4 separate regions of the Mus musculus genome follow, and all the other regions are linked to region 1. The links are chromatin loops, found by intact Hi-C in ENCODE. Cell type or tissue: gastrocnemius. All regions are shown on one strand. Region 1 overlaps Skp2 (S-phase kinase-associated protein 2). Region 2 overlaps Spef2 (sperm flagellar 2). Region 3 overlaps Prlr (prolactin receptor). Region 4 overlaps Spef2 (sperm flagellar 2).

What was found. A loop is a pair of places that touch in the nucleus more often than their neighbours do. Peaks named below come from ENCODE experiments on the same cell type or tissue, not always from the same donor. Only the 100,000 strongest peaks of a DNase experiment are listed, where the experiment ranks them.
Region 2: a loop joins it to region 1, with 10 times the contacts of the local background. A loop is called at or near these places in 6 of 42 quality-filtered maps.
Region 3: a loop joins it to region 1, with 14 times the contacts of the local background. A loop is called at or near these places in 3 of 42 quality-filtered maps.
Region 4: a loop joins it to region 1, with 3 times the contacts of the local background. A loop is called at or near these places in 6 of 42 quality-filtered maps.

The regions. Positions count from the first base shown.
Region 1 is chr15:9,116,172-9,124,171 of GRCm38, forward strand. Skp2 (S-phase kinase-associated protein 2) reads right to left here. Exons shown (of 10, transcript NM_013787.3): 5 at 7,699-7,833; 6 at 6,066-6,164; 7 at 5,381-5,511; 8 at 920-971; 9 at 690-797. Among named protein-coding and RNA genes, the nearest start is that of Skp2, 20 kb to the right of the region's middle. In gastrocnemius, no CTCF peak of the experiment used is centred here; a DNase peak (open chromatin) is centred at 4,047.
Region 2 is chr15:9,604,255-9,612,254 of GRCm38, forward strand. It overlaps Spef2 (sperm flagellar 2), which reads right to left. Exons shown (of 37, transcript NM_001305042.1): 29 at 5,255-5,393; 30 at 2,919-3,148. Among named protein-coding and RNA genes, the nearest start is that of Il7r, 78 kb to the left of the region's middle. In gastrocnemius, a CTCF peak has its summit at 4,152 (motif pointing left); no DNase peak of the experiment used is centred here.
Region 3 is chr15:10,309,004-10,317,003 of GRCm38, forward strand. Prlr (prolactin receptor) reads left to right here. Exons shown (of 10, transcript NM_011169.5): 3 at 5,162-5,270. The coding sequence starts at 5,216. Among named protein-coding and RNA genes, the nearest start is that of Gm41269, 45 kb to the right of the region's middle. In gastrocnemius, a CTCF peak has its summit at 4,952 (motif pointing left); DNase peaks (open chromatin) are centred at 4,638 and 4,965.
Region 4 is chr15:9,591,506-9,599,505 of GRCm38, forward strand. It overlaps Spef2 (sperm flagellar 2), which reads right to left. Exons shown (of 37, transcript NM_001305042.1): 31 at 5,798-5,904; 32 at 5,008-5,190; 33 at 1,207-1,299. Among named protein-coding and RNA genes, the nearest start is that of Il7r, 66 kb to the left of the region's middle. In gastrocnemius, no CTCF peak of the experiment used is centred here; no DNase peak of the experiment used is centred here; H3K4me3 peaks cover 780 bases.

The DNA.
Region 1 (8,000 bases):
TCATTTGAGAAATAATTTGTTTTTAAATTCACCATTTCTAGGTAGGAAGAATTAAAAACTGGCATTCTGATAGTAGGATAAATAGTACCATACTCTCCTCTAAGCCAGATGACTCTTCTGCAGTATACCCGGGAGAGTGCAAGGTTCTAAGCCCTAGTGGTTTGCAGTGAAACTGCTGTACACTTTTATTTGGTGTAAGGAAGACTTTGGAATGAAGTAAGCAATGCCTGCATGAGATTCTTAACTTTCATGGACCTACATAAGATGCCCTCTTTTCAGATAACATCAGGCTCTCATAGACCAGTTCTTCTCACCTCTTCTTACGATCCGAGATGCCCATCATTAGATTACAGGAATTCCCTGTGAGCTTTAAAAATGAATGGGAGATGTTTCCCACTCACATTGGGCATGCCTTCCGTGCTCTCTGTGGGTGCCCCAGAGGAAAAAGCCTCCTTCACAGACACTAGGATAGCATTCTAAGACAGTAGCTGTTAGTTAGTTAATAAGCTTAGTCGATTCAGGATTACTGGACATTCTGTGAACTATTTCGATATTCTTTCCTGGGCATTTTGTGGCACATCAATATCAATGTTCATGCTTTGAACATGTATTCATCCATCTAAAGATGGATTTTACTACCGAGTTTTGGCCTGTGCTTTTTCACCAGCGTAAATGTAAATCATACTTACAGTAGAGTATCAGGTATTATATCATAGCACCGGCTGAGCGAGAGGTGTTGGAGGTAGTTGAGTTGAAAAAATTCTGGAAAGCAGTCATTCTTTAGCATGATACTGTCACTGCAACCGAAAGGAAGAGTCAAACCATGATGGTCGAGAGTACTGCTGCTTAATCCCTGCTTTAGGTCCTCCCCCAGTTCACAAACAGCCAATGTACTCCAAAGTTTGATCTAAAACAGTACCTTAAGTCGAGGCGGATGAGGTTGGGGCATCGTTTAATTATGGTACAAAGATCTAGAAAAAGGCAAACAGATGTCATGGTCATGGTCACTGTTAAACAAGGCAGGAGGAGGACGTATGGGGCATCTGAGGCAGGCAGATAGAGAAGTTTGACATTACACAGGACTGTCCCAACATAGAAGTTTCCTGCCGAGGGCATCCAGGAGAGCACCTGGGAATCTGCCGTAAATGTTAAAGGAACTGTGGGAACCCCTGGATTACAACTCTTTATGTAGCAAAGTAACTGGCTGGAAAGACCAGGAAATCCCAATTCATAACAGAAAACAGAAAGACAAACCCCAATAGAACCAAATGCCAGTCCATAAAGGCAAACAGCAGCTTACCAGGAGGTCTCTTCAGCTCAGTGAGGGGAATCATGGACACTTATTAAAAAATTGTCCTGCCATAACTGTAAGAATGAGTTTCCAACTCAGATTACAACCCAGTAAATTCCATATATGTTTGGGTTATAAATGCAACTTTCAATGAATTACTTGCGGACTCTCGGGTTAGGTAGAGAGTGTCCACACAAAGAAAAGCCACCTGTAATCCCAGGGCAGAGAGGCAGAGGCTGAAGAACTGCTGCATACGGTGGACCAGTCTAGACTACATAGCCAGTTCTAGGCCAACCAGAGCTAGATAGTCACACTCTGCCTCAAAAATAAAACAAAGCTCTGCCATGCTAATCATATAGAAGTGTCGGAAAAATGGTGTGTTTGACATAAGCTAAATAGATTAATAGTCTTAAGGATAAACAATACGGGCCGGGTGGTGGTGGCACGTGCCTTTAATCCCAGCACTTGGGAGGCAGAGGCAGGCGGATCTCTGAGTTCGAGGCCAGCCTGGTCTACAAAGTGAGTTCCAGGACAGCCAGGGCTAAACAGAGAAAACCTGTCTCGAAAAAAACAAACAAAAAAAAAACATAAAAAGGATAAACAATACATCAAGAGCATAAACATCTGCAGAAGGGTGGAGCAAGAGATACTAGTGAAATAGCTGCCTAGATGCTCTCAGCAGAAGCACTAGCCATCAGGCCTCACAAGTGCGGTGTGGAAGGAGAAACAGACTCCAGCAAGGCCTCTGATCATCATGCATTGGCCATGATACATTCCCTGAGAGCCTCCGCTTTCCAAAACAAGTAAGTGGAAAACAAATGCCAGGAAAGGTTTTGCATGAAAAACAAAACAAAATACACACAAAGTGCACTGTAATCTTCACCAAAACACACAACCTCCTACAAGTAGAGAAAAGGAAAGGGTTGAAGGGACCATGCCAGGCTGTGACCTGCCTGCCACTAGAGCGAGCACTGGGATTATACACTGTGCAGAAATTGTAGGAGGGTGACAGTGACATAAACTGAGGTACTTTTTAAATGGAAAACAAATTTTTAAAATGTAACTGATTTAAAATAGATACCTCCACGTAATGTTTGAGTGATTACTCTCATAGATGTATCTGTGGTCACATTTCCTCTATATTAGTTTTGTATTTTCAAATCTTTCTCAACATACTGATTTGGCTATGTGGCACTCACCCAGATTTATGTCTAAAACAGTCCGTTCCTGCCCTGGCTCTGTCCCTGTCCTAAACTGCACAGCACCTGATAATGTCATGGGTTCAGTGTCTTAGGCCAAACTTTGGAGATCATGAGATCACAGTTAACTGTGTTACTTCCTCTTCATACCCAGTCTGCTGTCACCAAATCCTGTTATGCCAGTCCCAAATGTGCTCAGATCTGATCCTTTTTCTTAGCACCTCAGCCATTACCACCCTAGTTTCCTAACTGTCCTCCCTGTTTGCCCCTCCCCCAACACCCCCACCTCCAGCCTTTTCTCAATGTGGCACCAGAGTGCATAGTTTCAAGGGTAGGTCAGGTCACAGCACTGCCTCGCTCAGCATAGCCACAGCTCCTTCCTACTGTGTTGGCGGCCTTACCTCTGCTACCACCTCATACCAAAGGCCTTTGTACCCATGGTCCTTTGCTCCACCTCATAGGTTAGCTCCCACACCAAAGGCCTTTGTACCCATGGTCCTTTGCTCCAGAATGTTCTCCCACAAGCGCCTACGTATTTCTCATTTAGATAAGAGGTCTTCTCTTTGGTCACCACATCTTGCACCAGAATGTCCTTCCACAAACCTCTATGTATTCAGGTGTTTATAGGATCAGAGGTCCTCCCTGGCCGTTCTATACAAAGGCAGTCCCTTCTTGCTACAGGCGACCTACCCACTCCGCCTTACTCTCTTCCCTCCATTCTAGCTTCATTCATAGCATTCAGGAAGTCTGCTCGTGGTGTGTCTGTTTTGCTCTGTGTATTTTTATATCATCTTGATTTCTGAGAATAGCCATATAATTATTCTATAAGAATATAAAGTGTTTAAAGGGAAAAATGTCGAAGTACCGCATAAGGAGTGATAGGAAATCAAGACATGGCTGCAGTTTTACAGGTCTACTCTGCCTCTCTGTCTGAAGACAGGCACCTGCAATGACAATGGTTCAAATGTAGATCTCAGACCACTCATGAAGACCAATTATGTTAGCCTGACAGATCTTTCTTCTTCTCAAGCCCCAGACAAACAGTTTCCAAATACAACCTAAGTGTTAGGATGCATTTCAAGATGTTTGGTTCACATCTTTTTAAACATAATAAGTAAATTACCTCTCCCCAGGGTGAGCTAATAACACGCTCAAGACACCGGGCGGGGTTGATTTTAGTACCTAAATTGATTTGGCTTCATGCAGCTAGATTGAATATTAGCCCAAGGCTGAGCTATGGAGTAACAAGAACAACAAGAACAACAACAAACACCATTCCTTTTGCAACCTCTTAGCTGTACAAATTAAGACTCTCAGTGTTACACACAGAGCACAAAAACAGCCAAGTGTCAGCTTGACCAACACTATGGTTATTCCCCACCTGACTTGAAACGCCTGTGTTCACCCACATTGTCTTTTAGATGAATTAAAAAGTTGAAGGTGTAAATGCTAACTTATCAGGTTTCTAGTTGGATTATTCAATCCTAACAGTGTTGACAATTTTGCTGGATTTCTGTGCTGTTCAGCAGCAGTTCTGGCTGCTGACCACTAGATGGCAGCAGCACACCTGCCCTGAGACTGTCAAAACCATTCCTTTGTAAGCAAAGCTTGCTCCTAGATAAAAGCCACTTCTCAGTCAAGGCATGCTTTTGTATCCCTGGGAGAATGACTCCAGGTTCCCTTTTGGATGCTCAAATCCAAGGGCACTGAAGTCACTATGCACATCTTCTTGTCTGCTTACTTATATCTAATATGATGTAAATGCTGTGTGTTACACTCAACTGATCAGCGACTCATGCCGAGAAAAGTTCTTAGATGTTCAATACAGATACAGTAGTTTTTCCTGATTATTTTTTGATCTGTTAATGGTTGAATCTGGATACAGAACCCATAGATTGAGAGGGCTGACTTTATTGTATTTACCTACATTTACATTGGGGTCTGCATAGTAATTTTATTTTAGTAAAACCAGTTCTTCTGGGCAGTGGTGGAGCAGCACTTGGGAGGCAGAGGCAGGCAGATTTCTGAGTTCGAGGCCAGCCTGGTCTACAGAGTGAGTTCCAGGAAAAAACAAACAAACAAAACACCAAAACAACAACAACAACAACAAACCAAAAACAAACCCAAAAAACAAAACAAAAAAACAGTTCTGGGACTGAGGAGTTGGCTCAGTCAGTAAAGTACTTGAGTTTGATTTGTAGCATTTGTGAAAAAAGAACAACAACAACAACAAAAAAACGAAAAACCCCCCAAAAACCTAGGCGGCATAGCATTTACCTATAACCTCAGGACTGGGCAAATAGATGCTTGCCTGCCAGTCTAGCAATATCAATGAGCTCCAGGGTCACTGAGAGACCTGGTCTTATAAAATAAGGTAGAAGGACTCAAAAGGCGGAGCTGTGGCTGAGAGCACTTGTTGCTCTGGCAAAGGACAGGAGTTTGGTTCCTAGAGCACACGAGACAACAAGGGGTCTGTTAACTCTAGTTGCAGAAGGTCTGATACCGCTACAGACTCTGCACACACATGGGATACAGGCAGAAAACCCACACATACAAGGAAACATTAAAAAAGAAACATGGAGAACTACTGAGGTGGTCAGTCACCCAATGTTGACCTTGGTCTTCAAGTAGACACACACACACACACACACACACACACACACACACACACACACAGAGCTTTAAAGCACTCGCCGTCTAGGCCCTGGACTCACAGCTTGCTCCCAGACCAGAAGCTATTTGCCTTTGCCTAACTCTTCTGATGAGCAGTCCCTCGGCTGAAGACCCAGACAACCGGTACACCGGACTAAGGGAGACAAGCAGGTAGCCTCGGTGGGCCCTGGTGGGCCACCATAAAGCCTCGGTGGGCCCTGGCCTAAGAAGCTCTAACCTGTTTTCTGGAGGTTCTTTCGGTAGCCGCTGAGGTTCAGCTGGGTGATGGTGTTTGGTAAATGTGCCACAGCCGCTTGCACGTGCTTTTCAGTGAAGTCAAAGCACCAGGAGAGATTTAGCTCATCCAGTCTGCAGGAAGGAAGGGTGAGAAGAGAAGCATGAGTCCATCAGGACAAGGGAAACGCAGGAAGCCAGACTGTTGACCGCTGCGTGCACAGACCATTCCTGGTGTTGTTCATTTGAAAAGGCATTTCTTTCTCTGAACTCCTACACACTGAAAGGTCCCCGGTCATCTGGGCAAAGGCCCCAGCCTCCGTTTGAGAATGCAGGTTGGAAACTGTAGCTCCAATGTCTCTTCCTCAAAGCTACATTGTTGTTAGCACAGACGGCTATCAACACAAATGCCCTCTAAAACCCACAGAGGATGCTCTAACAATGCCTTTCTCCCCATTCTCTCCTGCTAGGAGAGCCTCAAGAGAGTTTCAAAGTCAACGTCTAGTGATCACTAAGGAGACATAGTTACAAACGGTAACACCTCCCCCCCCCCCCCACCCCCACAAACTGAGCTTAGCCTGAAAGTTGGAGTGGCAAAGACACCACACTGCTCAAGTCAAGAATGTGGAGCCACTCCATCCAGACACCCAGAGGCAAAGCTTCACTGTGACAGCTCAGAGCTTTCCTACCTGGAGCAGCTGCTTAGCAGAGTCGCCACGGCAGATTCAGAAAACCCAGAGCACCCACAAAGGTTTAGTCGCACCAAGTTTTCATTCTGTGCAAGAGTCCTAGAAAAGAGAAATGCCGGAAGAATGCATTGCATCAATGGCGAGTCCTGGTGTGTGTGCCTGTGTGTGTGCAACTGTAGTCAGAAATGGGCTTCAAAATCTATATTTCAGGCTGGTGAGATGGCTCAGTGGATAAGAGCACTGACTGCTCTACTGAAGGTCCTGAGTTCAAATCCCAGCAACAACATAGTAGCTCACAACCACCCATAATGAGATCTGACACCCTCTTCTGGTGTGTCAAAAGACAGCTACAGTGTACTTACATATAGCAATAAATCAATCTTTGGGCCAGAGCCAACAGGGACTGGGCAAGCAGGGGTTGTGGGGTAGGGTGGCGGGGTGGCTGGAATGAGCAGAGGTCCTAAATTCAATTCCCAACAGCCAGATGAAGGCTCACAACCATCTGTACAGCTACAGTGTGCACTCATATACATAAAAATAAATAAATAAATCTTTAAAAAAGATCTATATTTCACTAGTCACAGCTGAGTGGCTTGCTTTGGCTACACATCTGCAAACTGGCGAGAGCATCTTCTTGCTGGGGTTGGGAAGAAGGTTAAATGACACATTGTACTGAGGGATTTGCAAAGAACTTGCAGCATAAATGTACAAGAAACACCAGTGAGTATATATATCTCTTATGTTAAAAGGCTCACCCTCTCCTCTTAGGGACCCTTAGTGGTGATGAGCTATTGTTCTGGAGTTAATTCTTGGTTTGGTTTGATTCACTGTGTGAACTTGGACAATCGATCTGGCCTTTCTGTGCCTCAGTTTTCACATAGTGGGAAAGGTCGAGAACTTACAGCTTGCTCTCAGAATTATGCTTAGGTTGGCATGGCTCTCACTCTTGTTCCGGTTTTCCTATCAGGCTTCCTCTTTTCTCATCTGACTAGTGCAATGTTCTCACATGCACGGAACTAGCAAATTAATTAAGTACATTGCAATCTGACATGGTCCTTCCATTCCCAGAATCATGATGCACCATGCTTCATGGCCTCTTTGCAAACTACCAGAGGCTCCACAGAAAGCCATTATTCTATAGCCATGATCCTCCTCATCTCCCTGATGTGTAGGCTCCAGCTACTAGCAGCTAGTGAGGCATTCAGAACAGCAGCAGTTGTCCTGAGGCTGCTTCTACTGTCCTATCGCTTTGGAGATCTCCTACCTGAATATCGTCAGTGGCCAGCCTGCAAGTCAGTACTCTGAGAAGCCTGCCTTCTTGCATTCAATCAGTTCCCCCGGAATGTTGCCACATAGCCAGCAATGCATTTAACCAACACTCTGCCCTGTAGTTATCTGCCTCACCCATGAAGGAGGCGCAGACCACATACTGTTGACCCCTTTTCTCTCTCACACCTAGAGTAGGTTCTGGCATATGGTCAGCATTCAAGTGTCTGCTGTCTTGAATATCTTAGACAGTTCTGGTTATTTGGTTTGTCCTTCTGGACACGTACACAAGGACACTGTGGTCATATACAAGAAACGCTGCCACACAAAGCGACTGTGTTCACGACATACTTCAGGTGTCACTCACTTGACAATGGGGTCTGAGAGCTGCAGGCCTTCCAGGCTTAGATTCTGCAGCTTGGAGCACTCGGACAGAATCTTATGGAGGTTCGACACATTTATCACTGAGTTCGACAGGTCCATGTGCTGTACCCGGAAAGAGCTGTATATACGAGAGAAAAGAGGCCCTGTGAGGTGACTCACACAAGTACACTCAGATTCCATCAGACTCCTTCCTGTCCGCACATGACAGCCGAGCACAAATAAATACCCCTTTTAAATACTGGAGAAAGAGCTGAGCAGAAAACAAATTGCTTCTAGCTAACTCCT
Region 2 (8,000 bases), 490 kb after region 1:
TTAAAGTGTGTTCTTTTAAATTTAAATACCCTCTGTGCCCTTGTCACTAACTCACTCCATGCTTCTTTAGATTCGTTAATATTTTTTTTTCTGGACCAGCCTTGATCACTGTATAAAAATTCTCCTTTACTTTGCACTCATGGGCTCTTTCTTAAATTTCCACTGCTTAATATTACACTTTTCATATCATACTCTAAAGGCCTCCACAGCAAACTGTTTTCTTTCAATTATCCTTTAAACTTTTTAGCTATTACTTACTTTCCTTCTTCCCTGACAATTCTTGTGGTGGTTTGAATAAAAGTGGCCCTATAATCTCATATATGTGAATGCTTAGTCATCACGAAGTCGCCCTACCTGAGAAGGATCAGAGGAAGTGTGTCACTGGGGGTATGCTTTGAGGTTTCAAAAGTCCTAGCCAAGCCCAGTGTCCCTCTCTTCCTTATGCCTGTAGATCCAGATGTAAAACTCTTAGCTACTTCTGTAGCATCATGTCTGCCTGCATGCTGCCATGTTCCCTGCCATGATGCTATTGAACTAAATCTCCAAAACTGTAAGCCAGCCATAACTAAATGCTTTCCTTTGTAAATGTTGCCATGGTTATGGTGTCTATTTACAGCAATAGAACAGTGAGCAAGACATCTTTCTTGTGCTTCATCATTGTCTGATGATAGTACTTTATTATACTCAGAGAAAAATTTATATCTGGATATACTTTTATTCCAACGTTTTTAGAGTTCAAATGCTGATCAACTAGATGTCATATGCTATTTAATTTTAAACTCTTAGCTGGAATGTAATCTTGGATTTTGAGTATATATTGAAGAATGTATCATAATATTCACCATGAATACTGGGATCCCTTTTGAAAGGAATTATGAATGCTTTATAAGTTTCAAAAGTCTGTTTTCACCTACTGAAATGCTTCCAAATCCTTTCTGTTAGGCTACTAATTGGACTATTTCCTCTCAGTCATAGTTCTGAAGGTTTAACTTAAAGCATGCATTATTTTAGAATTGCACACACATCTTTATATAAAAAATATAGCATGAACAAAATGAACATTTATATAAGTTCAAAATGAAATGATGTGGTAAAAGGGACAGTAGGGACTAGGAAGATGGCACTTAGCCTAAGGACCTGGATTCAATCCCTGGTGCTGTGCAAGGTGGCTCACAACTGTCTCTGACCCTAGTTCCAGGGCATCTGATACCTGTCTATAGTCTCCATAAGCACTAGTTATGCAATGGTTATATGTATACATTACATGCAGTCACTCATACATACACATAAAATAAAATAGAAATTTAAAGGGTATTGTAAAATCCATTCAGGGAAAGAGGATGAAGTCTGCTTTGCTAGAAGGTAACAGGATTTGTGAATTGCCTTTTGACAAAGTTGGATTTTTGGTACCTGTTGGCACCCACATTAATCTTGTCCAAATACTAGCAAAGTAAATCTATCCATAGACACACTGTGTGTTTTTACTCATTGGAGGTATAATGACTTCTCAAGCTATTTGATGTGCTCCCACATGTCAGTGTATATGTTCACCCAAGGAAACACATGTGCACCTTGCCATCCATTGGCCACAGCAAGGAAGATTTATAGACTATAGAGTTATCAACGAGTTTTTTTCTATGGATTTCTGAAAATATTGTGAGTAATTTTCAAAACGTGAGATTGTATTTATATTAGAGCCCACTGACTATCTCTAGGGAAAAGAGATGATTTTCTAATAATGAGGACATTTGGAGAAATAAAATAAGCCTATTTATAAGAGACAACTTAATTCCTACATAAGATTAACAAACCTTAAACTAGCTGTCTTAGTCAGGGTTTCTATTCCTGCACAAACATCATGACCAAGAAGCAGTTGGGGAGGAAAGGGTTTATTCAGCTTACACTTCCATACTGCTGTTCATCACAAAAGGAAATCACGACTGGAACTCAAGCAGGTCAGAAAGCAGGAGCTGATGCAGAAGCCATAGAGAGATGTTCCTTACTGGCTGGCTTGCTCAGCCTGCTCTCTTACAGAACCAAGACTACCAGCCCAGAGATGGTCCCACCCACAAGGGGCCTTTCCCCCTTGATCACTAAGTGAGAAAATGCCTTACAGTTGGATCTCATGGAGGCATTTCCTCAACTGAAGCTCCTTTCTCTATGATAACTCCAGCTGTGTCAAGTTGACACAAATCTAGTCAGTACACTAGCTGAGTCCAAAATGATCATGGCCACAGACACATTGCTTAATTGCTTTGTGACTGAGTCTACAGCCCTAATGATTATAGATGATGGTTCTATACACATCAGTTTGAATGACATAGGACAACAATTGGTGGGAAAGCAGAAGGCATAGAATTGTAATGATAAAATGGGAGGGGATTCAATAATTTGTATGAGGAAAATTATGCACTCATGTGAGCAAATTAATTAGGAAGTACCTACCAGTAACTCATTTGGTTCTACTCAAGATCTATGAAGCAATGAAAGAAAAGGACATTCTATGAGGGATTCCTTTACTTCTTAGTATCCCCTCAGTACCCAGACAGAAACACAAACTTGAGATCCCTAATGCATCTCTACTTAGAAGCATAAAGATTATTTTTCAGTTGTCAGATGGAATCAAATTTACCAATATTGCCTCCAAGAGAGGAGGAAGACAGAAGAGTCACCAGGGCTGGCCACACTACCACACTGCTACACTGCCTGATTATCAGTCACCGTGACTCTTCTCCTTGCTTAACTCAGATAATATTGTACCAAGCAAGTACATAGCAAACAACTTTGGTAGAACAGAGTGCCGTTTCCTTGCAGTGCCCTGCGTTCCAATAGAACTCAGTTGTCTTCTGGCCAAGTGATGTCCACTGTGGGCAATTTTAATCATCTTTATAACCCACCAGCAGCAATTCCTTTCTTACCTTTAGGTGCCATGTCTAAGAACTGATCTCGAAGATTATCAAGCTGTTCGATTGTTAGGGTACCATTTTCTTCCCTTTCTACTGGTGGTGGGCGGGTTGGTGGAGAAGGATCTGGGAAGACTTTTATGTCTCCATTGATATAGAAGTCTTCTTGGCTTAAGTAAATCTCATTTTGAATTTTTGTAGCTGTTTCAATGTGGTAGCGAGCTAATTCGGTCAATTTCTGTATACTGCAAATAGAAAAATGAACAAGGCCATCTCCATTGAAGATATTATTAGATTAACAGTTAATAAAACACACAAAAGCTAACACATTACAGGGTAAGTTCAATTCTATAGGCATTTAAAACTTTTAAAGTCAAGTTAAAAAGTTATAAAGATAAAAAATGAAAATATTCTCTTATTAAGAAGGTATTATAGTTCAATTTTATGCTAAGCTGAATGAGAAAAAAGCCTACTAAATTGAATCAAATTTTAAGTGAATCAAATTTGGTTATTTACCTCTAGAGAAAGCAAAAATTGCTTTGCTCTCTAGCTTTATGTCAAAGGATTTAATGTTACTTAAGACACACCTGGCAGAGGAGTGGCTTCTAGTGTACAACATCCAAAGCTGGATCACGTGTCTGTGAGCATCTACATTTAAGGGCTACAATGGCTAGAGGAAGTAACAGTGGGTCCTAGGGTCTCATCTAGAGCATGTGCTTGACATGGTCCAGGGTGGCTGTGAGTGGTTTATCCTTGAAATTAAGCCACTGACATTTACTCCCTCTTCTAAGATGATTTTCAGGGCAGCACACAGGTGATGGATACACACACACACACACACACACACACACACACACACATTTGGGTAAGAGTTAATGGCCTAACTCTAGGCAATTTTAAATGTGTCTTAGGTAGTAGACATAATTAAGTATAAACTGATGGAATGAAGAAAAACTCTTGTCTTGATCTGATGAAGAAGACATCATGAGGAAACGCATACTTATTCTCCCTTTATATGATGAGCAACAGTTATTTGTGGGCTGATACTTTCAGGAGTATTATCAGTTCCTGTCCTCGAAAAGGCTCTTGAACTCAACTCCTCAGTGCTCTTTGTGAATTCCCATACAGTGTTTGCTAATTAGTTTGTGGTTTGGAGTGTTCTTGTACATTGGAACCTGAGTTTGTGTGAATGAACGGTGGTATCTCCACACAGACCAGAATGACTGTGCACCACCTAGTGGAAGGTTACTGCAGTCATTTCCATAAAGAAGAAAGGAAAGGTCAGGAAAATAGATTTGGAGTTCCAAGGGACTTGACAGTAACTCCCCACCCCTCATTAAAAGTTACTTTTTAACTTCACGTTGTGTGATTTCTTGTAGTCAGAGTACGTCACATTATAGATTCAGAAAGTAGAGACAGATACAACATAAATGTGAGAACTTTGCATATATCACACAGAATTAACATCCATTTGTGCTTAATGGACAGACACAAGGAAGGAACCCATAAATCCTAAGATCTCAGATGAAACCCTTTCATTTATACGTGGCAGGCAGAGACTAGGGCTACAAGCTACTTGCAATTGACTTGGCTGTCTAGCAACAATATTTGTTTATACACAGTGGTAGCAAGTTACCAGATGGAAATGAATGGTTTGAATTTTTTTTTTTTTTTTTACTACTTTCAAAGGTGGAACAACAGCACTAAACAATTGGGCTGAAGATTTTTAACAATAAAACTTTCAAGATGAGAGCGGAGAAAGCCAGACAAAAAGACTGTTTACAGATAGTAATTATTGCTTCTGTGAACATTTAGAATTTGATGCCCATTCTCAAACAACTACTAGACTTTTGGCAAATCTACCCTATAATATACATATTGCAGAATCTAGTTTAAGCTGAAACTGGTGGAATAGCCTAGTTGGAGTCCTTTTTGTAGATTAAGCTGATGAGCATTGAACAATTAGATCTAGTACTCATTATAATTTGAAATAATTTGGAAATCTCCTGGATTAAAATTACATGCAATATTACCATGTAGACTGAACTCCCAGAGTGAAAATGATATTGTGGCAGAGCCCACTGACAGGCAGAAAAATACTCTACACAAATGTGATGGTGGTATTCATTTTGAGTGTTCATAACAGGTGCGGGTGGGGTGGCGGGGGCAGAGATACAGACACAGAGATACACAGAGACACATGTGTCTGCACGTGTGTGTGTGTGTATGTGAGTGTGTTTGTGTGTGCGCGCGTGTGTTGTAATTTAAATCTGTGGATATCTTAAACACCCGTGTCAATTTTTGCATTTTTGGCATTGAGTATGATTATTTTTGATTGAGGAAAACCTTACCTGGCCATTTCATTCAAATATCTCTTACCAAGCCATTTTTCCATGAGCCTGTAGACATCAATCACCTTTGTTACTAAATCTTCCAGGACGGACAAAGCTTTCAACTTTATTAGCTCAAGTCGAAATTGTGCGGCTTGTTCTATTTAAAAAGAGAAACTGAATTCAGAAGGAGAAACATTATGCTTTTTATTCATATGCATTTGTATTTTGCAGATACAGGAACACAGAGTGGGGTGATTTAGAAAACAAAGTAAGAGGAAGAGCAAGGGACGTGAGGCATAGTGATGAGGGAGGGACACAGTCATAGTATGTCACACACATGCATAACATGATCATAATGAACCTTACTGTGTAAAATTAACACACAATATAAATAAAAGACAAAAGGAGATTTTAATACATTATACCTACATTGCTCTTACATAAACCAAGCCCACTTTTTATACCTATCATACTTTGGTTTATAAAGCTTTATTTAATTCGTGAATATGGCTAAGGTGGCATCCATCACAGAGCGAAGCTAAATGAATCACACTGTAAAGACTTTTGTGGATTTAAACTAAGTTCTTCTTGAGCTTTAATAAGTTTGGTACCTGGAAGATCAGATATTGATCCTTTCTTACCCACACTATAGCTTGAACTATGCTTTCTCCCACTTCTGTTGCCCACTTCAGTTCCAAATCTACTTCCTTCTCAGCAGCACTCTGAGGCACCTGAGTTATCTCTCTTCCTACAGTTTCCAGGGCAATGACACTTCTGCCCAGGATTCATTATTACTCAGCTTCCACAGGGAAGGGACCTTATCTTTGTTGAGGAGGGGTCTATTGGACATTCCATGATCAGGCTTCTAACTCAAGTCTACTTCCTCCTGGCTTCTCCCCTGAACAGGTTTTGTATCTTCTCTGCTTTGGCACACATCTCTGCTCTCTATTCCTGGCCCTGGCTTGTCTCCTGAGCACATTTTTCCATACTTTTCTGGTTCAGGCCACATTAGTTCTGAGAAGGCTTTCTTAATGCCTCCCCACCTTGTCCCATAAGCATGCTTACACCATCACAGAGTATTATAAGTGACTGCTTTCATCTATCTTCTTTTAGCTTTATTATTGTTTTGGTTTGCTTTTATAAAGCTTGTGCATGTGCATGTGAGACTCCAGCCACCATAACAGGATGAAGCCTGCAGTGAAAAACCTGATAACTTTTGTAGCATGAGGAATTAAAATTCATCACACTGAGGATGTTTTTTTTCACGTGAATTCAAAGATGGGGCTTATTGGAAAACACTAGAAGCAGATGTGAACACAGACAGTGAGCAAAGAAACATGTGTTCTCCTCTCCAGATGCCTCACAGCTCCCTGGCTTCAGGTTACTTCTGATGTTTTTTTGCTGGATTAAGGGAATGGTTGGTGGTGGGTAAAGGGGTGAAGGGAGAGAAAGGGAGACTACACCAAGTACCCTCTACCCCACCAAGGGCAGGCCCATTGACTTGGGCTAATATACAATCTTGGCACATCTCAAGCTGACTATAGGAGGACTGCTGATGGAAAGACAGAAACTTGCTTTCATCGTTCTTCAGGAACCTACTTCCTGTCTGCCAAGAAGAGCCACTTCTCAACTGATGTTCACCACATGCCAAAGGCACAGGTTGTAAGGCCCCTCCCCCACCACCTTAAACTTCCAATTCATTTTCTTTGTAGCCTTGCCTCTGCCCTGGCCCTTGATCGTCTGACCTTGTCTTCTCTTGGATGCTTTGGACATCCTCCCAAAGCCTTTGGCTACTATATCTCTCATATATCTAATGAAAATCGTCTTCTCAAGCATGGACCCTTTGTTTTGGTTGCTTTTCTGTGCCCTTGCTTACATTATGGTTCTGTCAATGAGGATATTGGCAATGATTCCTTTTCCATAGACTATCTTTGGTCTATTCCTAATATTCCAAATTCCATATTGATTTGTACTAATCAATCTCTTTGGGAGAATGTGGGAGAACAGGTCTTGCAGTCATTTGAGTACTGGGAAGAAAGCCTTTACATTTTGGAGAAAGAGATGTGAAGATTGATTGGCCCTTGTTCCCAACTTCACTCTCATAACTTATGGGCTTTGGCCAGGACTTCTTTTGGTTTACTTTTGAATATGATTTTTTTTCGCCTGCATAATATATTTGTACATCACTTTTGTGCCTGGTGCCAGCAGAGATCAGAAGAAGGTACTGGATCCAGTGGAAACTGGAGTTATAGATGGTTGTGAACCACCATGTAGGTGCTAAGAATTGAAACTGAATTCTCTGGAAGAAAAACAGTCAGTGCTCTTAACCACTGAATTGTCTCTCCAGTCCAAGGACTTATTTTTTCTTAGCAAGAGGAGTAACATTCTTTTTTGTGATATTAAATCATTTGTATTAGACAGCTTCTACCTAACCTGGACAATCATACCAATTTGCAATCTATTTTTCTTTCTAGTCTTTGAAATTTGAATTACAGCCCTTGCTTTCTTTTTCTTCTTTTCTAAAGCTTTCTGATAGCCTGCAGATACTTTAAATAGATTACTTAGGGAATCAGGCACAGTATTGCATTCCTATATTCTTTGCACTCAGGAGACAAATACAGGAGAATTGTTAATTCAAGAACAGAGAGAGCTACATAACAAGTTTGAAGTCAGACTGGGCTACAAAGTTAGACCTTGTCACAAACAATCAGTCAGTTAGTCAGTCAGTCAAACAATCAATCAATTAATCAATTTAATTAAGTTT
Region 3 (8,000 bases), 1.2 Mb after region 1:
GCAAACTCAGAAGTGAATGTTTTAAAGTGTCTCCATAGCTATTGCTAGTAGCTTTCACACAACCATGATGATCTAGCTAAACCACTGAGCAGTTATCCAAATGGCAGCCAACTTAGGATGGTGCACAGGGAGACAGATCTTCTGGAAATTTTAATTGAGGATAAATTACCACCCTGTGGTGTAAGCATCTTTGCGCTAGATTCATTTTAATAAAAGAAATGCAGATCCCTTATTCCTAGCTGGAGTTATTGCTCTGAAAGCCAACGTACAACAATCTTAATCTTCAGCATGGTGTGAAACAGCTAATCCCTTCTGTTCTTCTCTTCCCCCTGGGAAGATTATGTCTTTTGTTTTCAAAATTAAATGCTAGCATTCTGTATTGGAAAGAAAAGTCAGACTCCTGAGAATCAAGGGGCACATGTGAGGTTCTTACCCAGTTATTTCACCCTCTGGCCATTTAGTACTGGGGGCAATTGAGGTGATCCAGTGAGCAGAGGAGCCCAAAGGATGTACCTAGCAGTGCATAACACTTAATAGATAAATTTATTTAATATTAGTTTACAAATTATGGAGGCTTTTTTACATTTGGGAGACAGAAATGTTAGAAATGGATTTAGGTTAGTGGAAGAATGTATGGCTGGCAGTACACTCAGTGCTTATAGTAAAGAACCATTGTTGGTGAGCTTTATGTGTGCAGGGCTTTCTTATGAGGGTCTTGAGTGCTACCAGAGGGAGAGTCTGGTTTTTACCCTGATAAGTTCTCTGTTCTCTGCCACATTGCCCTACAACGTTAAATGTACAGGTAGCAAGCGCTAAGTGGATTCAGTGAGTTTGGTTTGGTTTGGTTTGGTTTGGTTTGGTTTGGTTTGGTTTGGTTTGGTTTGGTTTGGTTTGGTTTGGTTTTTAAAAAAGCACATGAATTGAAAGGAATAGTGTTAGGGAGGGTTGGTGATAAATTGGTGGGGAGGAAAAGGGGGCATCTTTGATCAAAATGTATTGTATATGTATATGAAATTCTCAAACAGCTTTTAAAGTTGTCCAAAAACCAAAAACAACCCTAACAGTAGAATTAATGTAGAAATTACAGTATCACATTCAGCAAAATATAAATGAAATAAAACAAAAATAAATTATGTGAAACTACATACAACAACCAGAATGTATCATACAACAAGGTAGAATGACAGAAACTGGATACGCACATTCATTAAATGCTTATGATGCGATTCTATTACAGGAAGTTGGGAAGTACTGTTGGGCATGGGGTAGAGATCAGGAGGAGGCACTGGTTGGATTTCTGGGCTACTCTTTGTGATCTTTTGCAACTTAGGTGGAAGCATAGAGCTATTCACTTGATGATAACTTATTGCAAAATACCTAAGATTTATTCTTCTTCAAGTAAGTCTTAAATTGTCTTTGTCCATCAAAGACAAGGTTTATAAGAGCTAAAAAGATCCTTAGACATTCTGCCGAGCTTACTGGGAACAATTCTAGGGTTAAGGAGACTGAGTCAAATAGAGAGACCACAGTGACAAAAGAAAAAAAAAAGCAGCATGGAGAAGAAAACTGGAAGTATCTCCTAGCACCAAAGGATGGAAACAAATCCCACATCATGGGAGAGTTAAGCCTTCCTTCAGACTTTTATAATTGATAATCTCAGTGGTGGGTGGGCCAAAGCATGCAGAGAAGTATAAGCAGAAAGGACTACATCAGAAAAGCTAACATCAGGCAGTGATCTGGTGAGAGTTCAGATCTGTCCTATTTACCTCTTGAAGGTAATACTGTCTCCTATTATTTGGGATGCTTTCCACAATGTGGATGGGAGGGAATACTGTAGGCCATTGGACCCTGCCTAGTTTTCCATCTAGGAAGGAGTCATTCTAGGTTCCCAAAAGAATGAGCCGGACTATAGATTGCAAACTCAGCTGTTGACCTCAATGGAAGAGGGTTGGTTTAATGGAGAACAGTAATAAAGAGGGGCTTCTGGAAGGAGTGGGTCTAAGTAGGACCACTGTTGATGCACAAGGCATACCTAGGGGAAAATGGTTAGTTTTCTTGGCATTTGTGCCACAGCAGGATGGGGCATGGGAAGAGTCTGAATAAGGTAATGCAAAGTGGCATGGTGATGAGAGAGTCTGAGAATCCAGAGGTGAGAAAGACAAATCAGATGGGCATGGACAAAGCAGATGAAAGTTAGGAACTCACTGTAAACCTGCTCAGAGACAGACTTTTCACTTGTCAATCACAGTCATACTTAGAGAGATGGGGATGTGTGCACCCTAAGATGACCTTAAGCTGAGTATGAAAGGCTCAGGTTTTGCTAACTGGACTCCAGATATTTGAAGCAGTTGCACTATACCATCATGCAAAGTTGTGGGTCCTCATCGGTATTCCAACCCCAACTGAAGCAGTCAATAAGGAGGGCCATGCTCCCTTCAACCTGGATCTGCTTGCAGTGAAGAATGGATTCAGAAAGATAAAAAAAAAAAAAAAAACTTCACTTAGTCTTGTGTCTGATTACCATAAAATCTTGTCTGTGGATCAGGAGAGGGTGTGCTCAATGCTAGGACAAAAGAACTATGTACTGTGCGATCGGGGTTAACATTGAGCATAGCCAAAATGAGTGGCCATTTTGTTTCCCTCTGAAAGTTTTCTTACCACATCATGGTTACCTTGCCAGAGGATAAGGTGAAGATTGAGTTGGGAAGTCACTGTCAAAAACGCATTGGGAATGTGTCTAATTCCTTGACACGGGCAGCTTGGGGCATTAGGAAGTGCATGGGTGTGACCAGATTCCAGCATATGTAGAAAAAAGTTATCTAATGAGAACACCAAGCATTTTTACAACTTTAATGAGAAGGATTTTTGATCCTACACCAGCAGAAGAGGAAATACAAACAAATAACTAAATCCACTCTGGCTTCTGCCTACCTGGATTCCTATCTGAGTATTTCATTTGCAAAACAGTCATAGACCTGTCTGGCAGAGGTTTCCCGATTTCACCCACGAAGGGTGATTTATAGCATGGTGATCTCAGATGTTGTTTTATGTGATGCCCAAAGGAGGAGGGAAGTTTTAACACGGGGATATTTTAGAGCACCTTCAGCCAGGAAGCAGAATCTGACTCCCAAGCCAGGCTGAGTTTAAAGTATGTTCAAGATGAAGAACGCTTCCCAGGTTATACACAAATAAGATCAACAGCATTAGACACCCTTAAGAACGAGTAGAGCCATAACTGATGACCTCTGTCTACCCTAGCTCTCTGGCTCCTGCTTACCCATGTAACCAGGTATTTTTCTCTCCATGGGTCAATTGCTCTTGTCTTATGTATCACTCTATAGAAGGGTCAGTTTCACTGTCTGTCACAGGTATCACACAACTCTTGATTTCTCAGATGCTCTGGGACTTGCCAGATCTCTCTCCCTCTCCCTCTCCCTCTCCCTCTCCCTCTCCCTCTCCCTCTCCCTCTCCCTCTCCCTCTCCCTCTCCCTCTCCCTCTCCCTCTCCCTCTCCCTCTCCCTCTCCCTCTCCCTCTCCCTCTCCCTCTCCCTCTTCCTCTCCCCCTCTCTCTCTTTCTCTCTCTCCTGTCAGCGTGTGGATAACAGTCTACTAAATCTCTCTACACTCAGTCTCTGTACCTGTTAAACCGAGCTGGTGGAAACCAATGTCTCCTTATGAGGCCATGAAAAAGACAAAATAAAATTCAAGTGATGGAAGAACTCACACCAGTGCCTGTTAGAACAAGTTCATTATTTAAAACCTATCAGAAGCTGCTGAGCACTTGGTTTAAAGAGGATGGCCCTGAGAGATTAAAAGAAGTAGGTTAGATTGAGACTGTGCTACCTAGATGTGTATTTGCAAGGAATCTAGGCAAAGCAAGCAAAAGGTCTCCAGAACTTTGCTGAGCCCATTAATGGATTGGATTCAGTTCTCAACCAGAACATTCGATAGAAGGGCACCGCTTGTTGGTATGTGCGTACCCCAAGCTTCCAGTGTCGTTAAAATGTCTATTTTTGAGTGATTCCACAGCAGTAGTGGCAGGTGTTCTACACCTTCAGAAAGCTGTCCGTTGCGTGGTATGTATTTGGCAGACAGAGCACATCCCCTGATCAGGAGGATGGATTCTGTGCCTCTGGGGGCTCATCACACATCTCTTCACAATGCTTGAAGAGTCTATGACGGAGAACTTTGCCTCCTAGATGTTCTTCCCTTGATTTAAAAATAAAATTTAAAAGGAAATGAAAACCATGTGCTTCTGGAAATTTATATGTCGTTCATCAAAATCTATTGTTTTTTTGGAGCACTGTCTGAAGTCTAATAAGACTAATGAGTCTTTTTTTTTTTAATAAAAAAAGTCTTTAAAATCTTTCTTAAAAAGGCAGGAACTTGAGAAGCTTTGAAAACGGTTCCAAAGAGTAAAAATAATAATATTAATAAATTGCTCAAAACTCTCAAGCCCTGCAAGTTCAAAATTGACTTAATACCCTGAACCCAAGAGGTTTGAATTATTACTGTTCATTGTCTCTTGTTATGGGGCTTTACAGAAGGGAGAAAGAAGCCACACGGAGGGCCACTAAAATTCATTATGAGGTTTGCTTCACAGCCATGGCCATATCCCTGGAGAGTTCCTGAACCTTCTCAGCCTGAACTTAGACAGGAACCTCCACCCTGACCATCCCACTCTCAATCTGGCAGGATCGATAAATTGACCTGGTTTATGCTCTGGATACTGGAGCAAGAACCCTCCATGAATGGTTCTCCTGTGGGGAGCACAGTCTATATTATATAAATGGGTGATGTGCTATTAGACAGCTAAACAATCATGTGGAAAGATGAATGCAGAAAATAATAAAATAATAATATAATAAAATAAAATAAAAAGCCAACAGCCTGAACTGTCTTCCTGAAGAGACTTCCCCTGAACTCTCTACACTGTTGTCTGACGACCTCTTGTGGTGAAATCTTTGCCAGCAAGTGTGAATCAGGGCTTCTTAGCCAAGCCATCCCATGTTACATTTTACTAGATTCTCTTCCCACTGTTTTGTCGCTCACATTAAGCAAGGAGCAAGAACCAGTTGCAAGCACCCAGAATAAAAGTAAATGGTGCATGTGCCTGAGCGGTTGTCATTTAACAAATGTCACCTGGTGCTTTCTCTTCCAGGGAGCCTCTGATCTATTGCCTGTAGCAAGAAGAAGGGCCAGCCTGAAGCAAAACATGTCATCTGCACTTGCTTACATGCTGCTTGTCCTCAGCATCAGCCTCCTGAATGGTAAGAGACTCTCTTCTTGCTCTCCTTGCCTGAAGTGTTTATCGGGGGGGGGGGGGGGGGGGGTGGAGAGGCTGTCTCTGTCTGTTGCAATGCAGCTGTGAGAAAGGAAGACGTCTGGGTCATGTGCTGCTACTAAATTATTTGCCACACTTCTGCATTAAAATTAATGCCTGATCTTATCATGCACCCCCTCTCTTCCATCCCCATTTTGAGAGGGCACTGAGAGGGCACTGGAGATGGACTTGCCATCCAGGTTCTTACAGTTGCCAGCTACATGACTTGAACCACTTGTGTGTCTCTCCGTGGTTTTAATTTCTCCAAAGGAGGATAGTTATATTTCACATAGTTCAGATGGATTAATGCATTTGAAAATACCTTTGGACAACCATAAAATAACACACAGGATTGCTATTACAAGGTGAGAAAGAAGTGCAGCCACTTCCAGTATGTGTGCAACTCAGAGAAACAAAATTCAGAGCTAAATGAAAAGCTGTGTGATTATCTACATAGGTTTCCCTATCTACTTCTATGTCTTTCTGGACATGTGTACTTCTGAATGTAACAATGTACATACCAACTGTTTATAGTACTGGGCTATAAATGCTTCTGTGTGAATATATGTGTATATGTGAATACCAATGAGTAACCTCTGTGTATATCGTGTACATATGTGTGTATATATATGGGGTGTGTGTGTGTACCAATATATTGCCATCATTATGCCTTTGCTTGTATTTCTCTCTGGATATGTTTATATGGATGTTATGCATTATCTGTGTATATGGAATCAGCATAGGCAAGTGTCTGCATTTCTTGGACTTGTATCATATCCCTTGTATTGCACTGAGATAGTCCATAAACTTTGTTTCCTCTAGGGACATGAAAGTAACATTTGACTACTTGTCATTTCACATCATTTCACAGCCTTACCTTTCCCCCCTAGAAGGTTGTTTGGCTTGCTTAGTTTTTCAAGACAGGATTTCTCTGTGTAGCCCTAGCTATCCTGGAACTCACTCTGTAGACCAGGCTGGCCTCAAACTCAGAAACCTGCCTGCCTCTGCCTCCTAGGATTGATGAGATTTTTTAATGAATATTTCTCTCTACATAATTTGCTTCTCCTCACCCATGGCAGAATAAAACAAGCAAAAGAAACCTTGTATTTTTGCAATGACTCCCAAAAGCACTATCCTGACAAAATCTTCCCTGGAGGATGAACAATGCTCCAAATATTGGTAGATCCACACAATGCTCACACAGATTCTTTTCAGCAGTTCTAAGCTACTGTGATGCTTTGCTGGCCAGCCCATGGCCCCATTTGGTACACCATACTAGATCATCCATTAAGTTCTTCCTTAACACATTTCGTACAGAAATGTGGTTCCTGTTCATACAGATCCCTTTGCCATGATTCCCCTGACCTGATCTGCTGGATGGGTGAGTAGCTAAAGTTCCTACCTGTGAGCCTTTGTGAAAAATTGAATAAATGTGGGGGAACATATAGAAGACCCCTGAGCTGCTAACACCAAGGCAAAATGGGGGGGGGGGTGGAAAATAAGATATACCATCAGTTATAATTGGCCTTCCAAGCCGACAGCATCATGACAAAATCCCAGCATTATTCTGTTCCTTTCAACATAACAACCAAACATGAGAATTGGAGATCAGCTTGCAAAGAGTTCTGGAGATTAAGCAAGTGAAAAATCTCATACCGTTGGCCACCTCACATCCTGCCTACCTTCTTTCTTCTAGCCTGAGAGTGGGAACAGCTCTCCCCACTCAGAGTGGAATGACCCTCTATCTTTTCTCTTACCATACCGCTTTGTGAAAATCTGCAGAACTACAAGGTCACCTGCCCGGAAAAAGAAAAAAAGAAAGGAGGTCAGGGCATAAATACAAAAGGAGACTAAGACTGAGAGTCAGTAAACAGCAAAAGGGAGAATTACAAGATACTAGACCATTAATCTGTAGATTGTTCAGCCATAGGTAGGACATCTGCATTGAACTCACACACAAAGGCTCAGGGGCTATTTTGGGAGAAGGGATAGAAAGATTGTGAGAGCCAGAGATCCAGGGAAACTAGAATGAAACATTGTCTTTTGGACACATGGCAGCACCATGATACTCATAATTTCACCATGACATGCAAAAGATCAAGCCAGATAACAGTCTATCGCGGAGATGTGAGGGGCTCCTAAATCCCCACATCTAAGTGAAGTACTATTAACAGCTGGAAGCTTCAAGAACTAAGAATAAATTGTTCTTAAGTGCATGGCCCCTGGTATGTCAAGCAGAAGCCAATGGGTAGCTTGATATTCATAAGTATATAAAGAGCACAAATCACACTTTGTATATATGTGTCCATGAGTGTGTATGTATGTATGTGTGTGTGTGAGAGAGAGAGAGACAGACAGACAGACAGAGACAGAGAGACAGAGACAGAGAGACATAGACACAGAGAGAGAAATGGTAGCGATAAGGGCTAGATCTGGGAAGAGTTAGAGAGATAAATGGGGGTTAATGCATTCAAAATATATCATATGCATATATAGAAATGTCAAAGAATTAATAAAAATATAATTTTAAAAACAAGATCATTGGTCTAAGGCTGTATAGAATCAAGGTAAGGGAGAAAGCAAGAAGGGAGAAGATAAGGGAGAGGGAAGAGAGGAAGGGAGGCGGGGAAGGAAGGGAGGAAGGAAGCAGTAGCCCAGAGACACCCAGAAAAGAGGC
Region 4 (8,000 bases), 480 kb after region 1:
GTAAATTATATTTAGAAATATGTTTGTGTTTACATATATGTATATAACAATGATTATTGAAAAAGAGGGTATGATTTTGAAAGAGATCAAAGAGGGGTATATGGGAGGGTTCAGAGGGAGGAATGTAAAGGGACAGTGATATAATTGTGATATCAAAAATAAAGTAAAACATCTTAAAAATTGAATTTAATTTAACTGTGTGATTGCTTACTTAAATGTTAGGAAGAAGTAATGTCCAATTTTGCATTGCAGTTTTGAGCTAATGATTAACTGGAAACCAAACCATTGAATATATATATATGCAAGTACAGCATATATAGATATATATATATATATATATATATAGAGAGAGAGAGAGATGATATAGATATCGATACAGATATAGATATCGATATAGATGATATAGATATAGAGAGAATTTGCGTGTTGTCTAAATTCACAAATTCAGATTTTTCTACTGTATTACTGAATGTGGCTACATTAGCGTATACATGTATGTGTACATATATTCAATCATTTATACAGAAGTCAAAGTGACTTCAGATTTTAAGGCTTTATATCTATCGTGTCCTCGGTAATAGCAGTAGACTTAATACTGTTACTGATGCCATACTGAGGACAGCAAGCTACTTATGAACATGAGTACTTATGGATATTGCATGCAAATCTTGCTGTGTTTAACAAAATCAAAGGAAGTGAACAAAGTAAATATTGTAAAATGACAGAATCTTATTTTAAAACTGGGATAATGTTGAAGAATTCTAGAATTGGAAGAATGGCTTACTAGATAGATGAAAAAACAAAACAAAAAACAAAAAACCCTGCTATCCAAGAGAGTCCATGAAAGCTTCCAGTAATCACCTAGGTAAGAGGTCATTTTGACATTCCTCCTCCCCTAGACTTTCTCTATGAGGAGTGCTCCCCTGAATGAAGAGTCAAGAAAACAACCAAGTCTCTAAGAAGCAAGGGTGGAACCAGAGGAACCTTTACATCTCAAGTAGAAGAACATAAAGAAAATCACCATTTCCATACAGCACGGAAAATATTATCCATGGTCAGCGCTGATACTATGGCTGCCACATGTAACCTCAGTACTAAAAGGTTCAAGCTTGGTCAGGATGCTGAACTTGCTGGGCACCCGCCTGAGTTACAGAACAATAACCATCTCAAAAATCAATGATAAGAATAAAAAGAAAGAGTAATTACCTCTATAAGATGCTCCTGTCGATTGAATGGCAAGGGTTCAAGGGGATTTTCTGGAATTTTTATATCTTCATCTCCTGAAAACCATAGACCAGCCTATACACACAGACACACAAAAAATATAATGTATATCTATAACATATTCTGCAGAGATATTACAGTTTCTTTTAAAACCAAAGATTAAAACATTGCTCTAATTTCTACCTAGTGATCTCCAAAAGACAGTGTACATTGGAGAGTCTGGATGAAATATTACATGTGCATTTGCATTTGTTTTAATGCCATCATTTTATTATGGTGATTTTCATATGTGATAAAGTACATGTTGGTGCCATCAAACGAGAACGTGTTACACAGAAAAAAGCCCCCAAATGGAGGTGTTAGCTCTGCTTTAGTGTGTGGAATGTGAAAGACACTTGGAAGTTACAACAGCAGCCTAGGCTCCTGATGGCTACACTTTGGAGGGGTCTGTGTGTTTGTTGGTGACAGAGTTGCCAGTTCTCATATCCTGGACATTTCTTGCTATTCCCATTTGGCAATGCTTCCACCATTTCTTTTTTCTTCCCATGTCCACTGCTACCACCTAGCTATACAGCCACATGACCTCTCCCATGTACTGGCCACTCAGCAAATTCAAAATTGGTCTTTTTGTTTGTTTCCAGTCTCCCTCCTACTTGCTTCAGCATTTTTTTATGTGACCCTACTAAATTCCTGCGACCTTCAAGGTTGTCATATCATTATCTGTTCAGATCCAGTGTCTGATCTTGGTTGTTAGATAATATTTTCCTTGTGACTAAGGATATTCTACACTCTTATTTTACTCATAGAAGTCAATATTTATTTCTACACCAGGTTTAGATTACACTACTGTGCAGAGGCTTCTTTAATCTCTTTCCTTTATGTACCATCCTAACTGGATTATAGCAAAACCTTGGCACACCTTCGATTCCATATGCACTGCTAAGCACTTGACACACATACACACACACACACACACACAGAGAGAGAGAGAGAGAGAGAGAGAGACAGAGACAGAGAGACAGAGAGGCAGAGAGACAGAGAGACAGAGACAGACAGAGAGACAGAGACAGAGGGAGAAAGGCTTTTATACCTAGCTTGTCTGTCAGAGTCATAACAAGTCCTTAACAGTATCTACTACCAAGATCCACAAGGTTGCCCACATGGACTCAGGCCTATGCTTCCTTCTTTCTTTTCTTCCTTCCAAGGATTATAGCACTTTCAGTAATGGTAACGGTAGCCCTGGGTTTCCAGCAGAAGTGAAGCATGGGATTTTTCTAAAGTGAAAAGGAGAGACTCCACAACTAACAGAAAAAAAAATACTGTATCTGACAGGAAAATATACTTGGTGATATTATTAGCAAGCTACTTGGTGGAGAAGTCCCAATGGCCTTGAAGACATAGCAAGCAAAATTATACAAAACAGCTCAAGAATCTCATCCATAAAATGTTATTCATGTGAAATGTTAAGTCCACAGCTATGTAGTAATGTGCTTAAGTTAGATGTAGCATTCACTCAACTGAGTATCACCTCACTGGATTCATAGATTATTTCTCTTTAAAACATGAAACTGTTCTTTGCATTCTTAAGCTAAATGCGACCAAAAACTTGTAGACTACTCATGTTTCCTTAGAGAAGTTGGACCATGCTTATTTTTGATCTTGAACATCTGAATGATTGCACTTATGGTGACCATGAGTTCTTACAGGTAAATGATGAGTTAGCTGATGCTTCAAAGGTATATAGTTCTACATGCCGAATGTCTCTACATTATACAATTCCATAGTCTGAGAATACCTCTACAGAGGACAGCTTGTGAGAGTGACATCAGGACCAGAAGGCGAAGACAAAGACTTTATGGTCATTACTTAGCCACAGAATAGATTGTGAACAACTTAGGAGTGGCAGTAATCAGCATACTTCTAGATGGCTGTTGTGAACTTGCAATTGGTAAAAGGGGAGGGACAGAACAACAGAAGACAGAGTAGACATCTCCTTCTTCCCAGAAATCTCTATTTCAGCACCAAAGTTATGTTGCATTACTGCTCTAATGTGACATGTTCAATAGATCATATAAAATCTTCTAGAAATGGTTTTTATTTTTCCCCATTTGCTTGTATGTATGTATGTATGTATGTATGTATGTATGTATGTATGTATGTATTTGTGAGCCATCAAGGGTTGGAAATCTGAAAAAGGCATGCAGTAGTGTCAGTGTCCTAGGGCATCTGGGAGTAGGAAGTAAAGGAAAATGATCAGCTATTCCCAGAACACAGACAGTGATCATGTAAGGACTTGTGTTCTCCTAAGTGCATTTGGTCTATCATTCTGCAAGAAAGTCCTGCTTTTGATAAATGGCTCTTGTTTGGGATTGGCATTTTTGGAAATGCTGCCAGCAACATTTGTTCTGTTGTTTGTAAAAGACGTTCAATGTGATACTTTGTGTCAATCAACAACTTTAAGGTTTGTTCAGTTGCCCACTTCTTAAACATCTTAAGCCACACAGAGCAGAACTCAGCATATATTCTGTTCTGCTGTTCTCAGGTTCAAATGAAGTCGTCATAGCAAATTGTAAGCAGTGCTAATATTCTTAACCCACTGTTTGACAAGTGCATACATCAGAGCTCAATTAGCCAAACTAGCATCCTGATCAGCCATAGAGAAACTCATTAGGATCCACGTGTTGCTTCATTTGTGTGTGAGCACAGGAAGCTCTAGGCTAACTAATCAAAAGGATGTCAGCTACTAATTATAAACAAGGCAAGACAGGAAGATCTGTCAGCTTTCAGTGATGAAACACTTGGGAGATAAATTGCTACAGGTCATCTCCCTGCTTCTAAGTCTGAGCCCTATTCTAAGTGATCCCCTCCTCTGTAGTTGTAGTGATGTGGAAGGGTGAACAAGGCACATTCAGTCAGTAGAGATGAGACAAGTAATCTAGGCACCCTTGTCAGTTAGAGAATTATAACACTAATCCTAACATTCAAATTCTGGACAAATGTATTAAATGCTCATATACCTGACCGGATGACTAGAATATCTATCTATCTATCTATCTATCTATCTATCTATCTATCTATCTATCTATCTATCTATCTATCTATCTATCTATAATCCTATTGACCAATTAATTTCTTTATTTGGAGTCTAGCTTCTGTATTCAAAATTCCCCAATCCTGTTGTACAACAGGCCTCCAGTGACACTCTGCCAACCAATTCCAATGAGCAGGTATTATGTTCTGGATTACCATCACTTTTCTTAGATGAGCTCCTTCATGCACGTTCCAATATTCAGAATTCCTGTGGATAGCAGTTAGACCCTTTCTGCCTTAAATATTCATGTACATTTTAAGCTCATTCAGTTAAAACAAGTCGCACCATCCACTAACCCAATTCCAAAGGAGCAAAACAGAAGCATCCAAGGCCACCAAGTTCTTCATTCCTGCCCTTCCCATTCCTTGGGAGTATAGGGTGCCTGGCAGTGGATCATTTAAAGCCCTGCATGTGGTTTTAATATATAGCCACAGGAATAATTACTAGCTGAGAACTCAGGAGAAAAATAATGAAGATTTTTGTGACTTTATTAGGGACCCTTAGTTCTGCAGGAAATTTTTTACTTTAATATTTTTTTCCTAATGCTTTGCCTGGGTATGGAAGCCAAACTTCTGTCCTGGACTTTGATTCTGTCTGTGCTGCCTATGTATGAGCTTCTTAGGAGCACGAGAGTGGCCAGAAATGTGATGTGTCAGCAGTGAGCTGGGTACTTGTTAAGAGAACTGGTCTACCTGCTTATACTGTTCGTAGGTGATGGTGCCTGTCTGTGCTTCATCCAGGGCCTTAAACCTCTGCAGGGTGTCCAGAAGCTCATCCTCCAGGGCCATGGGCCACGGCATGGCTGTGACCATCAAGAACTTCCTCCAGTCCACGAACTCTGTGTTGACTGTTAATAAAGATGTGATCTCCTGCAACTGGAAGAACATAGGGGCTCTCACTGGGAAGTTTGGCCAACTAACTTGAAGCTACTCCCACTTAGGCTTTCAGAGCTTGGTGCCAAGGGAAGAGGGATTTCACCTTGGCAGCCAGAGCCAGTTCTGACTTGGGTTTACTTTCGTTTTCTATTCTAACAACGGAGCCACACCAGGCAACTGTTTTGACATTTGTGATTTTTGTGTACCCTGCTCATCTAATTCACTAAGGTCAGTTAGCCTGGTGTCTTTTAACCAGTGGAAGGTTAAAGTCTGGGGAAGTAACATATTAACAGGGTAGTGCAATATAAACATTAAACTTCCTAGGGTCTTGACAATGAAAATATGATGAAAACCAAGCACTCTCAAAACTCAGCTTCTGTTCCTTGTTAAGGTATTTGTAAACCACTTGTAATTGGGTTGCATCTCCCAGTGTCTGAAATGGTTAAATGTTAGTCATCAATAGCATGGCTTACTTCCGACATCATTCACTCATTTAAATGTCATTGGTTTCTTGCTAATGCTGCAAACTGGTTGCCTTAGAACTATTGATTCATCAAGTAAGACCTGCATTAAGGCCTTTTAGATGCCAAACAGAACAGAAACTTACGTCCAGTTGGCTGAGGTGCATCCAGCTGCTAGGGAAGTTATTGGTTCCAAGGTTTAGGGTAATCAAATCAAGCAGAATGTCACTGAAGGCTTTATTTCCGATTATGCCTACAACACAGTGAAACAGTTATTTATTTATTTATTTATTACCATTTTTACTGGAATTACAGTTTATTCTGCTAAAACAGAAATAATGCCTAGTAACTCTCTTACTTACTTGGTCTTGTGTTTCTCTAGAGAGAAAGAAGCTACCTTAGAAACATAAAATAAAATAAAATAAAATAAAATAAAATAAAGTAAAATAAAATAAAATAAAAATTCTTGATGTTCTTTTTGTTATCTCTGTAAAATGTCCTCTTTCTTTGGTCCAGGAAAAAAAATAACAGTCATTTCTAATTGAGCAAATATTAAAATTGCATAATTCTTAGGTTAAAATTTTATGGCAGCATGATGGTGGTGGTGCACACCTTTAATCTCAGTACTCAGGAGGCAGAGTCAGGAGGATCTCTGAGTTTGAGGCTAGCCTGGTCCACAGGATGAGTTCCAGGACAGCCAGGACTTTTACACTGAGAAATCTTGTACTGAAAACAACAACAACAACAATAACAACAACAACAAAAACCTTTGATATTTGTTTCAAACAGGTTAAAAAATTTAAAAGCATCACTAAATTTTATTGTATCCAATTGGACACATGAGCAAAACATTTCATATTTCAATTCCAGACCTGCAAGATGACAGCCATAACATAGGTAGCACCTTCTCCCCAGATTGTCCTCCAGTTGGTGATGGCTTGCTTTTGTAACTGTAGGGAGACTTGGATGGCCAAGTCAATGACATTGACGGTGACAGTTAGCCATATAATGGCACTGTATTTCCCTCTGCCTTGCTATTGTACACTAATATATTTTAACATATCTAAGAGACACATCTACTTAGATTCTTATTCCAAACTGCATGCACATGCACTAGAAAGAGAGAAACAAAACAAAAAAATTAAAAAAGAAAAAAAAACAACGAACAAACAAAAAGCCAGCAGTGGTACCTTTTAGAATTATGGGAGACCAGTTATATATATCCACGTATCTGGGAGGTGTGCCGTAGAGAGTCATTCTTTTTTGCAGTTGTTCTTTAGATTAGACACAGCATCCTAATGTTTCCACTTATATCTGAGTTTTTCCTGTGTCTGAGAGTCCACATGAACCTTATTGTTTTTTCTAATCTCCAGAGAAATGCAGCTCTCCCTTTAAAAATGTCAGTGGTTCAAACCACATGCACAATTCCGGGTTTGTAAGGTAGTGTTATGAGTAGCAAGTGTCCACCCTTATTCTTTTGAAATAATTAGCCATCCACAGGTAATTCCGTGATGAACTTTATGTTGTTTTAATTTTACTGAAGTATTTGGTATTAGTGAGGGTGAACAATTTCATGGGTAAAAATGTCCCTGTAAATAAAGGTTTAAATAATGCCACACTGGGTTTCAGATATTAGAAGTAAATCAGTTATTTTATTCAAGATGGGATCACAAACAAAATCTATTAAAACTGCAAAGAGTAACAAAGCACTTACAAATTGAGATATTTGTAAGGTATGTTTGTCTTGTCTCTAACGGCTACATTAGGAAGCAAACTGATGCAAAACGGTACTTTCAGTTTACGTAGGAATTATTTATATGGTCACCTTAGTGTGAAACGGGGGAATCATTTTAATATTTGACCTTGTTATTCAATGTCCAAGGTATTTAAGCATATGACTTTCAGATTCCACAGGATGGCAGTTTCAATGACAAAGTCTGTTCAAAGATTAATTTTTTAAAAAGAAAATTCTATCAGTTTGGCACTGTTAGATACTCACTGCAATTAGAATTATGAGTTGTTCAGGAACAAGAGTTGGTTGTATAGCAACTCTAGATAACTACAGTCACCAGTGTGCTCACTCTTAGAGAAAACACACCGAAAGCTGGCATTGAAATAGTTCCCAGAAGCAGCAGCTTCCACTGAAGTATTGAAGCAAAAGCATTAAGCACGGAAGCAGGTTTAGAGAATTACAGGAGAATGAGCCTGTTTTTCTTTTCTTCTTTTTCTTCTTCTTCTTTTTGCTTTGTGTCTCTTTGTATGTATGGAAAATGCCAAATGTCTTTTGTGTTTGAGGCAAAGACTGGCTGCGCCTTTAACTTTTTTTTTTTTTTTTTGAGTTATTGATTT